Regions from separate parts of the Homo sapiens genome. Here all the other regions are linked to region 1. The links are chromatin contacts, found by Hi-C or POLR2A ChIA-PET in ENCODE. All regions are on one chromosome and are shown on one strand. The core of a region is the stretch at or near the end of the contact, and the rest is flanking DNA. Distances in the headings are between cores, read along the strand shown. Region 1 has its middle 73 kb from the start of TXLNB. Region 2 has its middle 49 kb from the start of LINC02941. Region 3 has its middle 72 kb from the start of LINC02941. Region 4 has its middle 93 kb from the start of NHSL1. Region 5 holds the start of NHSL1-AS1 (NHSL1 antisense RNA 1).

Region 1 (2,801 bases), core at 139-2,638:
TTTAGAGGAGGAGTCACACCTGCATAACTCATTAGACTATGATTGGATGGCAGCTGTACACGGTGGCTGAAGCATTAGTGTCTTTCAGTATGGTAGGGTCCCCTTTAGGGTGTTCAGCTTCTGCTGCTCAGCAGCAAATGTGTGACCAATTCAGTATGTGTTGGGTTCTCGACTTAATAGGGTGCTTAATTACTAACTTACATAAGCAAGTACAAGTACGTTTGTATGTATGCACATATTTAAGTAAGGTTTTCTGATGTTATTAGACACCAAAAACATATAAAATATACTTTATTAATAATTGTCAGAAATGTGCTATTAACACACATAGATGAGTTTGTGAATACTGCAAAAAGATTTAGCACTTTGAGAGTTGTCCAGGTAAGATTTTCCAAGAGGAAGGCCAAGCAGATACTTAGGGCATCTGCAAAGCAGCAATTTTGTGAAGAAGATTCCAAATATAGGCCAGGCGTGGTGGCTCACACCTGTAATCCCAGCACTTTGGGAGGCCAAGGTGGGTGGATCATCTGAGGTCAGGAGTTCGAGACCAGCCTGACCAACAAGGTGAAACCCTGTCTCTACTAAATACAAAAAATTAGCCAGGCATGGTGGAGCATGCCTGTAATCCCAGCTACTTGGGAGGCCGAGGGAGGAGAATCGCTTGAACCTGGGAGGTGGAGGTTGCAGTAAGCTGAGATTGCACCATTGCACTTTAGCCTGGGTGGCAGAGCAAAACTCTGTCTAAAAAAAAAAGATTCCATAATATTATTTGTTAATTGATGATTTATAAAAACCCAAAAAACCATTGAAGAAGTCATCATGGCTTCTGGATCTCAGCTTGGCAACAGCAGCAATGGAACCCATGGGAAAATAGAAAGCTGGTTCCCCCAAATTCCATCCCTGGAGATATACTCTCTGTGGTGTAAATTGTGGCTGAGTTCTTTGAGTATATTTTGTCAATTGTGGAATACTGGTATAGGTTCGTTATCTTTCTATTGCTTGTCTAGTGTAGTTCATTCATACTTCTATCCCGGTGCCTCACCCACTGTCTAGCACAGGGTAAGTACTCACTAATTGTATTCAATGTTCAACTCCACAATTGCTGGCTTGCCCATTTCTCACTGAAGTGGGATACAGCCTGGATCCCAACTGCAATTTGGTTTCATTTGTTCAGAGAAAAATAAACTTCCTTGAGACTTTTTCAGCCTAACAGTGGTAAACAATCACTCAAGTTGGCAGAAGAGGAGGCCTACTTAATCACTGTACAAAGGTGGTTTTCAGTCCAGTTGCTGGGTATACAGTCCTGCCAGATTTAGTGACAAGCAGGCCTGAGCTGACCAAGTCACTGGCTACATCTCCAGCGGTTCAGTAGGTGGCACTGCTGTTCTCTCTGTGCAGAAGCTGGCAGCCGCACGGAGGCTGTATGTTTGGGCAAGCAGGAATGCAAATCATCAGCTCAAAGCAGCCTTTCTGGGCAAGCAGCAACACAAACCCATTATCAGTGCGGTGGCAGCTGCTGCTGTTTGTCCCTGCTTGCAGGCAGTTTCAGAGTGAGGGCCTTTGGAATGTGACCATGAGACTGGAGACGTCAGGAAGCGAAGCCACTGGGCTAAAATAAGCAGGTTAGGAGTCAGTTATCTGGTTCCCCACAGATGTGTCTGGGAGCAGCTGGGAGGCTGAGACGGCAGGCAGGCCTTTCCTTCTTATAACTCTGGGCTGGAAAATCTCATCAATATGGAAAACTCTCTAAAGACCCATCTTGAAACCAAGTCAGCAAAAATCTAGAGTATCTTGAACTGGTGGCAGAATTATATTTGTTATACCTATGAGCTGGCTTTTCCTGGTCAGTCTTGATTTCTAATGTTCTGTTTTCTTGCTGATATAAGAGTATTAGGCTTTGTCCAACTGCATTTTCACTTGCGGTTTAGAAAATATGGTCACCGTAATTACCCTTCATTTCCTGACAGCTGAATCTCAACTGATATTATGGACTGACTGTGTCCCCCTCAAATTCATATGTTGAAATCCTTACTCTCAAACTGATGGTATTAGGAAGTGGGGCCTTTGGGTGATAATTAGATCATGGGGGTGGACCCCTCATGAATGGGATTAGTGCCCTTATAGAAGAGACCTCAGAGAGATCTTTTGCCCCTTCTGCCATGTGAAGTCACCATGAGAAGATGGCTGTCTATGAAGAAGCAGATCTCCCACACACTGAATCTGCTGGTACCTTGATACTGGACTTCTCAGCCTCTAGTACTGCAAGAAATAAATTTCTGTTGTTTGTAAGCCACCCCGTCTATGGTATTTTGTTATAGAAGCCTGAACAGACTATTTAATTTCTATTTAATTCAAACTTCTCACACAAAGTGATGGGAAACCACAAGTCACTGGGATTTGTTTTTTGCTAGTACTTTAGTTTATGGGGTGAATATCTGCCATTTTAGTGAATCCTTGTATACCATCCAAAGGGAGGCAGGAGTGAGGTAGCCATGAGTCTCTCAAATTTAAGTGGATACAAAGTAGCTCCTCGGAGAGCTGGATCCATATGTGTGTCATCATATCTGCGTCTGACAAATGCCTGGCATATGTGCTGCCCCTTCCCCTCCTTCTAGGGTTGGCGTTATTAACTTATTGTGGCACACTTTCCTTCCAGACCAGTTTTGGTCTCAGACAGATTCTTTGGCACATAGGATAAAACTTACTTGCCCAGTTTCAACCGTGGTTGACCTTTAATATTTGCATTATATCAGATAATGATAAAGGTCAAAATCTTAGCTAAAATAACAAACCTGGTCCTC
Region 2 (2,801 bases), core at 93-2,592, 710 kb after region 1:
TGCTTTAGGAGGGATGCCCTTGAATGTTTTTTGAATGCGTTTGTCCTTAAATCACTGTTGACTATAAATATATATTTATATATATACACACACAAATAGCCAAAGGAAGATATCGTTTAAGTCTGAGACCAAAACTAGGCAAGGTTTTCTGTCTTTATTTTGTATTTTTGTACGCATTACAGTGTTAGACAGCTTTTAATTAGCCTCGCTGAGTAAAACTGCTGCTGATGGATTTTTCTTTGTGGGTGGGGGTGGATGCTCAGTTTTCTACCCTGATTACTAATTATTATTGTCTTTGCCTTTCAAATCAAATCATAGTTTTGAAATCACAGAGCTCGATTTAACTGCAGCCTGATGACTCTATAATAATTTTGAGGAATATTGTGCAAGATTCTACTTTCCCTGATTTCTATTTGTTATGAGCTCATATTTATGAATGGAAGTGTGCAGTCCAGTCTGATCTATGGCTTGTTACAAATGTGGAATATGTATGCGTTGCTGTTTCTGCCTTCTTTGCAACACACCACCACCGTGATTCATGTGTAAACAGGAGGCCGCTTCTCCTCAGTCCTTCCCTTCCATCTTGTCCATGTGCTTCACAATTACAGCCAGTTGAGGAGGCGAAGTACACAGAGGCCACTGAGTTATTTTACATGCTGTGGGCTGCCAGCACATTGTGAATCCCTAGGGATCCCCGAAGCCCATTACCAACCCAGTGAATCACTCTGTTTGCTTTTCCGCAAAAAAGAAATGTGCAGCTGCGTACTTCTGCCACGGACTTTGGAATTTTGTTCCCTCTTCCATCTGCGTTTTGTGTAAAGAAATTCTGCCGGAATAATTACTTGTCTGTCCCCTTTGCTCATTCCCAACATAATCATTCTTCAACCTTCTGTTTCCAATTAGTTCTTATCTCAAATGGCTTATTGGCATCAATCTGTTCTCAGCATCACCAAAGTGCACAAAACTACCCTGAAACATAGGGGAATCTAGATAAGGCTGAGGCTCACCCATCAATCCAGTGGAGTCTCCTCATTTCACCCCAGTGCCTTCCTTTTCTCAGGAAACCTGAGACAGGAGATGGTGTTGAGACAGGCTGTTGATATAGCACATTTTGGAGCAAAATGACATCCATGAATATTGCAGGTACTGTGCAAGGTCTGCGAACATAGCCATTGTTGGACATCTGGTGTCAAAAAGAACTGTTTCAAAACAAGGTCACAGTGTTAAATCATGGTGTAGACAGCTTCTGAGCAGTGTCCACTGCTGGAGAGGGTAACCGAGACCTGTTTGTCAATGGTTGCACTCTAAGTCTTGGTAGTCACTTTGATCTGCAAACTGTTTTGCCACAGGATCATGACTAAAAGTGGGCTGAAAGAACTCTGCTGCCTTTATTAGTCAGCTAGGCATAAAGAGAGAGTGGTAATAGGGTCAGGCAAGAAAAACAGCACTTTCGAAAAGGCTAGTGAACTTGGCATGGCATGAACAAGCCCAAGGACACATGTTTGATAAACATGTAGTTACCTATGCTCAGACAAAAGAGGCTTTAGAACTTATACATCCAAAGTTCCTTTTTTTCTTCTTTTCCAAAGAAACTGACATCGAAGGGCATTAAATGGCTTTTCCAAAATCATAACTAATTAATGGTAGAAGTTGAATTCCAATCTTTTTAACTCCTAGTAAAGTGCTCTTTCTAACAAGCTGCACTGCCAAGACCATGTCTGGAATAACTCATTTAAAGCACAGGTCAAAACTGCTCTTTTTATTCCATGAGCATGTGGATTTCCCTCTCTTAGTCATTGCTTAGTTCTAGGACCACGGCCAATACTTGCCACATAGGAGACATTCAATAAATCTATATTTTCTGGAAGAATGGAGAAATGAATAGAACTACATTAAGGCACTAGCAGGCATTGAGTGCCTCCTATGGGCCAGACACATTTCATACAGTGTTTCATTTGCACCCCCATCTTGGGAATGGGTCCCTGGGACAAATCCCTCTTCCTGGGGTCTAAACTCTTCCAAGGAGAAGCCATTTTGTAATGAGATTTTTATCTGGACGCAAAATCAGCCCCTAAGGAATTTGAAAGTTGTATGCTTTAGGTATAGAATTACTGGAGGCAATTGACTATGCCGCCACAGTTTAATTTCAGATTCACTGTAAATGTGGGATTGGATTTTATCTATCATTTTAAAAGATCTCTTTGGGTGGGGTTGCCCTGTCTTGCTGGCACCCCTTGAAAAACCCCACCCTTGAGCACTCCCTCACTCTAGATGTGATGAGGCTCCCCACCCCCACCTCCCCATCTCTCCTTGCCTCAGAGGAGTCAGGCTGCACTCAGCCCCATTGGACCTATAGTACTGGCTGGGGCTTACTTGCAGCCTTTCTCTGGGACATACTGGACCACAGCACACACATTTTGCCTGGCAGCCTGTTCATGTCCCTCTGAGGATCCCTGATAGTTCTGTTTTTCTTCTGGCTTGCTAGAAGGGAAAAGGGTTTCTAAGGGTAAGTGGCTGTCAAGATAACACCCCAGTCCTCCTTTGCCATTGGTGTGTCTCATGCCTGAAGTGGTAGAGATGTACACCCCTTAACATCCCTGGCTAACTGAAATTCTTTCCCTTTCCTTATCTCCTCAGTGTTGGAGGAAAAAGTTGCCATTGAAACTCACTTGAGCTTTCATTCATACTCTGGTCAGTTCCTGTATAATGGTACTTTCGTGTACAGGGGAAGAAAAAGTTCTTTTACTTCCACTAAGAAAGAAAAATTGACTTTAAAGTAGGAGATAGTTGTTATCAACCCT
Region 3 (2,801 bases), core at 87-2,586, 680 kb after region 1:
ATTAATACATCCACTCAGAGCATATGTATAAGGTTTTAGAAAACTGACCCAATGCAAATTATGTCCAAATAATGCCATCGTGATATGATCTTTTAAATTCTTCAGTACTTGGGATGGACGCACTTGGCCTATGCACCTCCTCTCTCTATAGGCTTCGTCTTAAAGACTTGTAACAGAAAGACAGAGATGATCCAAAATGTTGTGACATGGTTAGGCTTTGTGTCCCCAACCAAATCTCATCATGAATTGTAATCCCTATGTGTAGAGAGAGGGAAGTGATTGGATTATGGGGGAAGTGTCTTTCATGCTGTTTTCATGATAGTAAGTGAGTTCTCATGAGATCTGATGGTTTTATAAATGTCTGGCATTTCCCCTGCTTGTACTCTTTCTCCTGCCACTGGTGAGGAGGTGCCTGCTTCCCTTTCTGCCATGATTGTAAGTTTCCTGAGGCCTTCCCAGCCATGCAGAACTGTGAGTCAATTAAACCTCTTTCCTTTATAAATTACCTGGTCTCAGAGAAGCTCTTTACAGCAGTGTGAGAACACACTAAGACATGTTGTTAGAAAAATAGGCAATTTTCTACTTAATAATTCCTAAAAGTCTTCTTTATATAATATGTGATACCTAAATCTTTATCTAATATTTAAAATACTTCTTTAAAATGTTAATAATTCCTAAAATGTTTCTTTTTTAAAAAAAATGCCTAAAATGCTTCTTTGTCCCTCCCTGGGAAAATAATGTTTGTGAATTGACAAAACAAAATTGGAGCTCAGACCCAATTCAAGTCATACCTCAATCTTGAGGTCAGAGACACTCCCTCGATCCCAATTTAGAGGATCAAGAAATCTCAGGGGAATGTATTTCTCCAGATCTTCATGTATGCAGTAAAGGAGGGATCTTGATTGGGTCTTGGTAGGATCTTTTGGTTTGTCAACTGTTGACTCCTTAGAAGTTCACTGGAAATACCTGTTTATGAAAAAGAAAGAATACCACCATGACAAATCTTAGTAGTGTCTCAGAAGGTGAACTTCAAGGTAAGATATCAAATAGACTTTTAGGGCCTGGGCTAGGACTTTTTAAGTCAGATCTTGCAAGAAACAGTACTGGTTGGGATTGAAGAGAGTTTATTAGAGAATAGATTTAGACAAATGGGCTCAGAGAAGCCAGAGTCTTGAAGCTATTCATTATAAACAAGCTATTAGTCTTTATAAGTAACCTGTTTAGTTGGTTCAGTCTTATCTTTAAGAAACAAGTAGTTTCTGGAGCAAGTAGCTGAGTTAAATTTGCTTTGCTCTCAGTATTGTTTCAAATAGGTACAGAAAATTATATTGCTTTCAGTTTTCTTTCCCCTTTCCTCTCCATCCCCCCCACGGAACTTGTCTCAGGTTTTCAGAGTCGGACTGCTAGATTAGTACAATAAAAGTGTTGTGAAACTAGGGCTGTTGCAAGGACTTAGACCTCAAAGCCACTCTATTTGAGCTGCCAATAATAGGCCTTGTCCTACTGATTTCCAATTAAATTAGCTTTTAAAAACATGTTTATTGATTGACATACATACATAATTATAATGGACTATTTTCCATAAGTGATTATTTTAATGGACATTTGTGTTTTATGAACACATTAGCTACCTGACCAAATAGCAAGCAAGTTATCTTGAATTAATGCTGTAGGTTTCTTCCAACTACTAAGTAGGCAGGCTGGGATCCATTACTGTAGGCTGTCAGGGGAGAAAAGATGAATTGAGTTGATGGTGATGACATAATGAATGTGGCTTCAATGACACAGTGGCAAATGTTAAACTCACTCACTGTATGATGAAACCACATCATTAGAAACAATAGCAAGGGAGAAGGTAAATCAAGAAAGGAGACAAATCACTCACAATGCATGAGAATATCTGGAAGCTCCTCAATGCAGCATCCAGAACTTCACCATGGTTGAGGCACTAAGGAAATAAGTTTCTAAAAACAGTGGCTTTAAGGAGAAAAGAAATAATGACCACCAATTGAAACTAGGACACCCTAGGGTCATATCCAAAGAAGTGGAAAATGTAGGGTATGTTAGTAAACAGGGAATTTCAGCCATTACGTTTGTTTTATCTAGAGCTAGAGACTACTATTATTGTCACCTATAGTTATTTGAGCTCACTGGTGCCAGGTAGGTGGAAACCAGAGAGACAAAGGTCACATTCACAGAAAAAAATTGGACTGTTATAAGTCTTAGGGCATGTCAAGCACATTATGATCACAATGCATTAAGAACAGGCTTATCTGACCCATGAACAAGCACCATGGCAAAATCTGAGAGCTGATTTAAGCAACACTTGAGCTGTGGGAGTAAACCAAAATGTATAAAGACAGTATCATTTCCATGAACTCATTAAAAATGACTTCATTTGAATTTTAATTTTGGAATTGAATCTTAAAAAAATTACATCTCAATTTATAAAATCACAAAGGTAATGGCACTATAAACTTCTACTTGCTTTTCACGTGTTTCAGTACTTTCTAATAGAAATCACCAGCCCTAGAAATTTCAGGAACTGTGAAGGCTGCTAGGGAGCAGGTAGTTTTATCAGTTTCAGTAAAGTTGCACTTGTGCAAATGTTGGGTAAACAGTTTGGGCCAATTTTACTTGGATAAAAGATACAATGTGCCCTCCAGGTGATTCCTTTCTCTGGGACTGGGAGAGCATCTGCTAATGATACCAAGTCTTGAATATCTCTCTTCTAAGGCACAAAATCTGTAGTGACCCTCTATTGAAATTTTTTTGGACTTTATTTCTTATGAAGGAAATTA
Region 4 (2,801 bases), core at 186-2,685, 630 kb before region 1:
CCACCTCTAGAGCTCAAGCAATCCTCCCACCTCAGCCTCTTGAGTGGCTGAGACCACAAGTACACGCCCCCATGCCTGGCTGATTTTTTTGTTGTTGTTGTTTGTTTGTTTTCTGGTAGAGCTATCTCCCTGTGTTTCCCAGGCTGGTCTTAAACTCCTGGGCTCAAGTGATCTGCCTGCCTCAGCCTCCCAACATGCTGGGATTACAGGTGTGAGCCACCCTGCCCAGCTAATTCATAAGTTTTCAATTGAGCGCGGTTCTAAGTCGCGTGATGAAATCTCCCACCGTCCTGCTCTGTCCAGCCCTGCACGTGCACGTGGATCATCCTTCTGTGCAGCGGATCCATGCTGTGGACACACACTCTCCTGAGTTACTGAACAGACTACTCGGTTATCAGATTGGAAAAACATAATGTATCTAGGGTTCCATAGGATCCATGGTTTCAGGCATCCACCGAGGGTTTTGGAACCTATCCCTCATGGATAAAGGGAGACGACTGTAACTTTGAAAGTTCCCATTTGAAAATGTTTTTTGGGTTTTTTGCTCAATTATTCCATGACAATAAATGCATTCTCATAGCTATAATCAAACTAAAGAGAATTTAATTATCACCCTCAAGAAAACTACAGTTTCCTGCTCCCCAAAACACAATATTAAATACCCATATTATCACTTTTCAAGATTGCACAGGTAATTTCTAATAGGTCCCACACCCACATCTCAAGGTCAATTTAGCCTGCATGAAAGAAAACAACTGAATGAAAATAGAACACAAGATTCTTCATATGCAAAAATGACTGTGTAAAAACTATATAGGCCAGGCACGGTAGCTCACACCTATAATCCCAGCACTTTGGGAGGCTGAGGCGGGTGGATCACTTGAGGCCAGGAGTTTGAGACCAGCCTGGCCAGCATGGGGAAACCCCGTCTCTACTAAAAATACAAAAATTGGCTGGGGTGGTGGCAGGCGCCCGTAATCCCAGCTACTACAGTCTCAGGCTGAGGCATGAGAATCACTTGAACCCAGGAGGTGGAGGCTGCAGTGAGCCAAGATTGCTCCACTGCACTCCAGCTTGGGCGACAGAGCGAGACTGTCGCACAAAAAAACAAAAAACAACAAAAAACAAAAAACAACAACAAAAAAAACCCCTACATATCCAGAACTAAAGAGTGAAAACTGACAAGTATGCAGGTAATTGCCCTTAAGGAAAAAGGTGTGTGGATATATTTTAGTGGGCTGGTCTAAATATTTTCTAAATATCGTAAGACATATGAAACAGGGTGGCTAGGAGCTGCTATTTCAGCTTTTTAAAAGCAATTGTGATGGAGCAAAAATTTTGCCTGTAGACAATAATTAACCTTTCTCCAAAAGCATCACATATATATCATTCTATATACCAAATGCCACAGCCACAGGAAGTCAGTTGCCCACAGCCTTATAAATCAGTTTACTTGCTTCCTCATTTTCTGTTATGGACTTTCCTAGCCAAACTCTGTCATGGCAGTTCACTTCAAAATTAAAAATAAAGTTGATTTAATGGAGCCTGGATGAATCCCATCTGAAAGCCATTAAAACATACACACCCACTTCCACACAAACCAGAGAATCAGTAGAATTCAAAGACTTATTGAATCCTGAAACTGTAAAGGATCCGAGTGACAAATAATTCACATGTCCTATTAATCACAGGAGGTAGACGGGTTCTGTGATTCCAGCACTGACACGGAGGCAGTCAGGAGCACTGCTAGGACTAGAATCCCGTTGTCCTTGCCCCAGTCCAGGCTCTGCCCACTCTCCCATGCTTCAGGTCTGGCTCTGAAGTTCGTGATTCCCCGTTCATAGTCTTCAAGTACATCAGTGAGTCACGTTTCCGTTTCCTCTCACTGTTCCAAATGCTGGGCTTTGGTAGCACAGAGTTCATTCATTCACAATCATGCTAATTCACTCATACAGAGAGAGAGTGCTGACGCACTTAGGAATTATGACTTAACATGCAATTCTCAAATCAGTGAGGCCAACGGCTAACTAAACTTAAAAATAAAAGGAAATCTAGCCCTTAGCACTCAAAATACTTCCTTTCAACCTACTGTAAAACAACAAACTCACTTTCATTAGGAGATGAAAAGTGAGTCATTTCTTTCTTCCAGTAGACGGTCTCCCCAGGCACAAACTCATGCACATTATATTTCATGGGACCTTTTAAATATTTACTTGTTAGCAGTATTCTTCCTTTCGGGTCAAAGATTATAGTATTTAGCAACACAAAGAAAGCTGAGGGATAGAGTTATGAATTAGTAAACTGCTTTGCCAAGCCTTCCATTTGTTAATTCAGTCCAACTTCAAAGAGGATTTTAAAGAGAGGTTCAGCTGTCAGAAATTAACTCTAAGAAAACTGCTGAATCAAAAAGTGACTTGGGCAGTTTTTCCCAAACTGGTGTTAAGGAAAAACTGTTCAGTTGTAGGTATAGGAGCAAAAAGTATCTTCCTATGCAAATAAGCTTAGGGCAAACAAAGTTTTTAAAAGGTTTTTTGTCTTGTTCACTACAGGACTTTCCCAGCCTTTGACATGCTAATGTTGCTGTAAATTTCCAGGGATGTGGTGGGGGTCAGTTTATTTTGATCACATTAATTATGTGGTTGGGGGATGTGGATAAAATAGGAGAAATGCACTACACTGATTCAGCAGCTTCTAAGCAACAGAGAAAGGGTTTGGCTAAAGTACTAGTATTTTTGGTATTCAGTAGCAAAGAACAGTTAGACTCTCATTCACAACTATTTCAGGACAAGGTGGGAGTATCT
Region 5 (2,801 bases), core at 78-2,577, 530 kb before region 1:
AACCACAAAAATTAATGTCTTGATAGTCAGCTTTCTTCTCTACATGTACATTTATACTCAGGCATAATTATATTCAATAAAAAGCCTTCTTGCATGATTATTAAAAAAAAAAAAATGGGGCCACGTGTGGTAGCTCACACCTGTAATCCCAGCACTTTGGGAGGTCGAGGCAGGTGGATCGCCTGAGGTTGGGAGTTAAAGACCAGCCTGACAAACATGGCGAAACCCTGTCTCTACTAAAAATACAAAAATTAGCCGGGCGTGGTGGCGGGCGCCTGTAATCCCAGGTACTCTAGAGGCTGAGGCAGGAGGATTGCTTGAACCCAGGAGGCGGAGGGTGCAGTGAGCTGAGATTGCACCACAGCACTCCAGCCTGGAAGACAGGTATGAAATCACAACCACTTAAGATTCAAACAAACTTGTGAAAAGTTTTGAAAAGAGTTATTTCAGTTACTGTAATTAGAACAACCTTAGTTAATATGGAGAATTTGGGGGATTTCTGGCTATGGACAGTAGCCTATTGGGGCATATGTACTAAAGAACAGAGAAAAGTGATACATTTAAATGTAAAACCAAACTAGTAAAGGAAGGAGTTCTTGACCTTCAGGGAGTTTCCTCTTGTTTTTTAATTCCCACAATAGATCAGTTCACCTATCAATCAGATCTCCCTCATCACATTCTTTGTCAAGGGTAAAATTCTGGTTCTCCCACGTACCTACACCCTAGACAGAAAACGCATAGAAGCAACTCGTGATTGCCGCATAGACCATGACATCCTACTAGGACAGTGTATCCTACCATATGCATGAAGTCATCACTCACATTAAGTAGATATATTCTGATTATGTCAACAACCTTATGAGATCACTTTGATTCCTCCCCACTGATTTTTTTTTCTTGGAGGGGGACGCTCTCCCAGGTTGGGAACTGTCCACAATTCATATGAATGTGTTGACGGCACAATCAAAGAGATGAACGCAAAAATGTAAAACTGCCACGAATTAATTATACAACTTGGAGAAAGATGTATTATAGCAAGCAATCTCACTGAAATTAAATAATTGAAAATTTTGAACTCTTAGGCTGTAAGGTAGTTAAAATATAGCTAAGTTTTTCTAGCTAGCTGGAAAACGAGCTATTCGAGATTGCATATGAAGTGATTCTAGGAGAAAAAACTATTTCATCCAGAGCTGCTGAAATCTAGGCGTGTGTTACATCAACATCTCCCCTCCCACCCAGCAATCCATCAACCATCTCCAATTTATTCTTTACACTTAGGATTATGACCAAGTTCACGTACTTAAAAGGGAGAAACCACAGAGACATCACACTGAAAGTTTCTCTGCTTTGGGCCAGCAGGAAATTCCAGTTGCTTCATTCACCGGAGCCAGTTAAGCTGCTGAAATGAAATGGATCACCGGAGAGATCACTATATCAGGACATAGACTTGACTTTCAGGGTTGGAGGAAGCCGGACAAAGATGAATGGGATTCAGAGCCTGAACTCAAGGTCAACGTCTTCTGAATCACAAAGAGCTGGTGGGTCAGTCTGGGAGAAGAAAGAAAATTCTGCGCCAAATGGGAAAACCCTTAAAGTCTGCATAGTTTTGCTTGTCGGTAAGAACACAGGTAGGCGGCGGGAAGAGAGGTGGCAAGCAGCCCCAACGCTCGCCGAGATCCCCAGGGTTTTACAAACGGATCGTCCTGAAGTCTCCAAAACTGTAACTACTATATGCCCAAATTTATATTCTCCCCTGGCTTTTCCAACAGGCTACCTGCCTGTGACAGTTTTCCCACGAACTTGGCTCTCCTCTGTCTACAGCGCCCCGGGGTCTCCCAAACAGACAGACACAGACAGACAGAAGGAGCAGACAAGGGGACTGTCCAATTCCCACCCTCCGCGCCCACTCTCTCGAGGTAGCCAAGACCCTCCAGGAGTCCGAAAGTCACAGAGCGCTCTGCGCCCCTGCCACCTGCCCAGCCTCCCGCTGGGGTCCGGCAGTCCCCACTGGAGACCCCGACATCGCGGGGCTCCGCGGCCCCCGCGCCGACCCAGGGCCGCCAGGGGGCGGGCGGGAGCAGCTCTCCGGGTGCCTCCCCCGCCGGTTCCCCTCCCCCGGCCCGCCGGCCACTCACGGATTTTCACTCGGCGGTGGTCCAGGCGCGCAGCGGCGGCTTGCAGGGCGTCGAGGCGGCGGTGCAGCGCGGCGGTGCGGTGGCCCAGCGCGGCCGCCTGGCCCTCGAGCTCGCCGAAGATGTCCCCGGCGCAGCGCGACAGGTCGGCCAGCTGCGCCAGCAGGCAGCCCAGGGCATGCGAGCTGACCTGCTCCAGCGAGCGGAAGAGTGGCGCGCCCGCAGCCCCGGCCCCCGCCGCCTCGGGCCGGCGCAGCCGCGCGGGCTCCAGGGTCCTCTGGTGGAAGGGCATGGCGGGGGCGGGCCGGCGGCGCGGGATCCCTCAGTCTGCCTCCCGTCGGCGCGGGGCGCCAGCCTGCATCCAACACAAAGGAAGTCCCGGGCAGCGGCGGGGCGCCGAGGGAAGCCTGGCGGCCCCTGCCCGCAGGGGAGAGGCCGGGCGGGCAGGAAGGACGGACGGACGGACGGGCGCGCGGGCGAGCGGGCACCCGGGCGGCGCGGGGCAGGAATGGGGTCCGAGCCGTGGCTGCCTGGCGCCCGGCGGCGTTCCTCCACCCGCAGGGCTTCGCGGGCCGCGCGGCGAGAGGAAGTTCCAGGGGCAGCTCTGGGCGGCGGCGGCCGCGGCGGCGAGGGGAGCCGCGAGTCCCGCTGAAGTTTGCAGGCGGGCAG

Evidence for each region. A loop is a pair of places that touch in the nucleus more often than their neighbours do. ChIA-PET counts read pairs that join two places held with the same protein, here RNA polymerase II (POLR2A). Pooled maps may share reads with other maps.
Region 2: a loop to region 1 is called in a pooled map, with 7 times the contacts of the local background. The contact joins two enhancer-like sites. A Hi-C loop is called at or near these places in 1 of 168 maps with a recorded cell type or tissue (lower leg skin), 1 of 37 single-sample maps with no recorded cell type and 6 of 50 pooled maps.
Region 3: a loop to region 1 is called in a pooled map, with 7 times the contacts of the local background. The contact joins two enhancer-like sites. A Hi-C loop is called at or near these places in 2 of 37 single-sample maps with no recorded cell type and 2 of 50 pooled maps. POLR2A ChIA-PET finds 5 or more read pairs at or near these places in 1 of 52 experiments (HEK293).
Region 4: a loop to region 1 is called in a map of naive thymus-derived CD4-positive, alpha-beta T cell, with 4 times the contacts of the local background. The contact joins two enhancer-like sites. A Hi-C loop is called at or near these places in 1 of 168 maps with a recorded cell type or tissue (naive thymus-derived CD4-positive, alpha-beta T cell), 1 of 37 single-sample maps with no recorded cell type and 7 of 50 pooled maps.
Region 5: a loop to region 1 is called in a pooled map, with 16 times the contacts of the local background. The contact joins the promoter of NHSL1-AS1 here to the enhancer-like site in region 1. A Hi-C loop is called at or near these places in 2 of 37 single-sample maps with no recorded cell type and 8 of 50 pooled maps.

Annotation. Positions count from the first base shown.
Region 1 is chr6:139,218,008-139,220,808 of GRCh38, forward strand. It overlaps a transcript of TXLNB not described here. Among named protein-coding and RNA genes, the nearest start is that of TXLNB, 73 kb to the right of the region's middle. Within about 2 kb of position 1,389, at least 21 of the 41 ENCODE cell types and tissues checked have a DNase peak (open chromatin) inside an H3K27ac peak, as active enhancers do.
Region 2 is chr6:139,925,574-139,928,374 of GRCh38, forward strand. No RefSeq gene overlaps it. Among named protein-coding and RNA genes, the nearest start is that of LINC02941, 49 kb to the right of the region's middle. Within about 2 kb of position 1,343, at least 5 of the 41 ENCODE cell types and tissues checked have a DNase peak (open chromatin) inside an H3K27ac peak, as active enhancers do.
Region 3 is chr6:139,902,580-139,905,380 of GRCh38, forward strand. No RefSeq gene overlaps it. Among named protein-coding and RNA genes, the nearest start is that of LINC02941, 72 kb to the right of the region's middle. RefSeq lists an enhancer at 995-1,114. Within about 2 kb of position 1,337, at least 4 of the 41 ENCODE cell types and tissues checked have a DNase peak (open chromatin) inside an H3K27ac peak, as active enhancers do.
Region 4 is chr6:138,591,501-138,594,301 of GRCh38, forward strand. It overlaps a transcript of NHSL1 not described here. Among named protein-coding and RNA genes, the nearest start is that of NHSL1, 93 kb to the left of the region's middle. RefSeq lists enhancers at 1-225, 226-726, 1,712-2,006, 2,035-2,104. Within about 2 kb of position 1,436, at least 22 of the 41 ENCODE cell types and tissues checked have a DNase peak (open chromatin) inside an H3K27ac peak, as active enhancers do.
Region 5 is chr6:138,690,341-138,693,141 of GRCh38, forward strand. NHSL1-AS1 (NHSL1 antisense RNA 1) reads left to right here and starts at 1,328. Exons shown (of 4, transcript NR_033896.1): 1 at 1,328-1,628. LOC124900217 (collagen alpha-1(III) chain) reads left to right here and starts at 2,386. Exons shown (of 2, transcript XM_047419637.1): 1 at 2,386-2,801. The coding sequence starts at 2,423. It also overlaps a transcript of NHSL1 not described here. RefSeq lists an enhancer at 723-1,922 and silencers at 2,045-2,094, 2,105-2,454.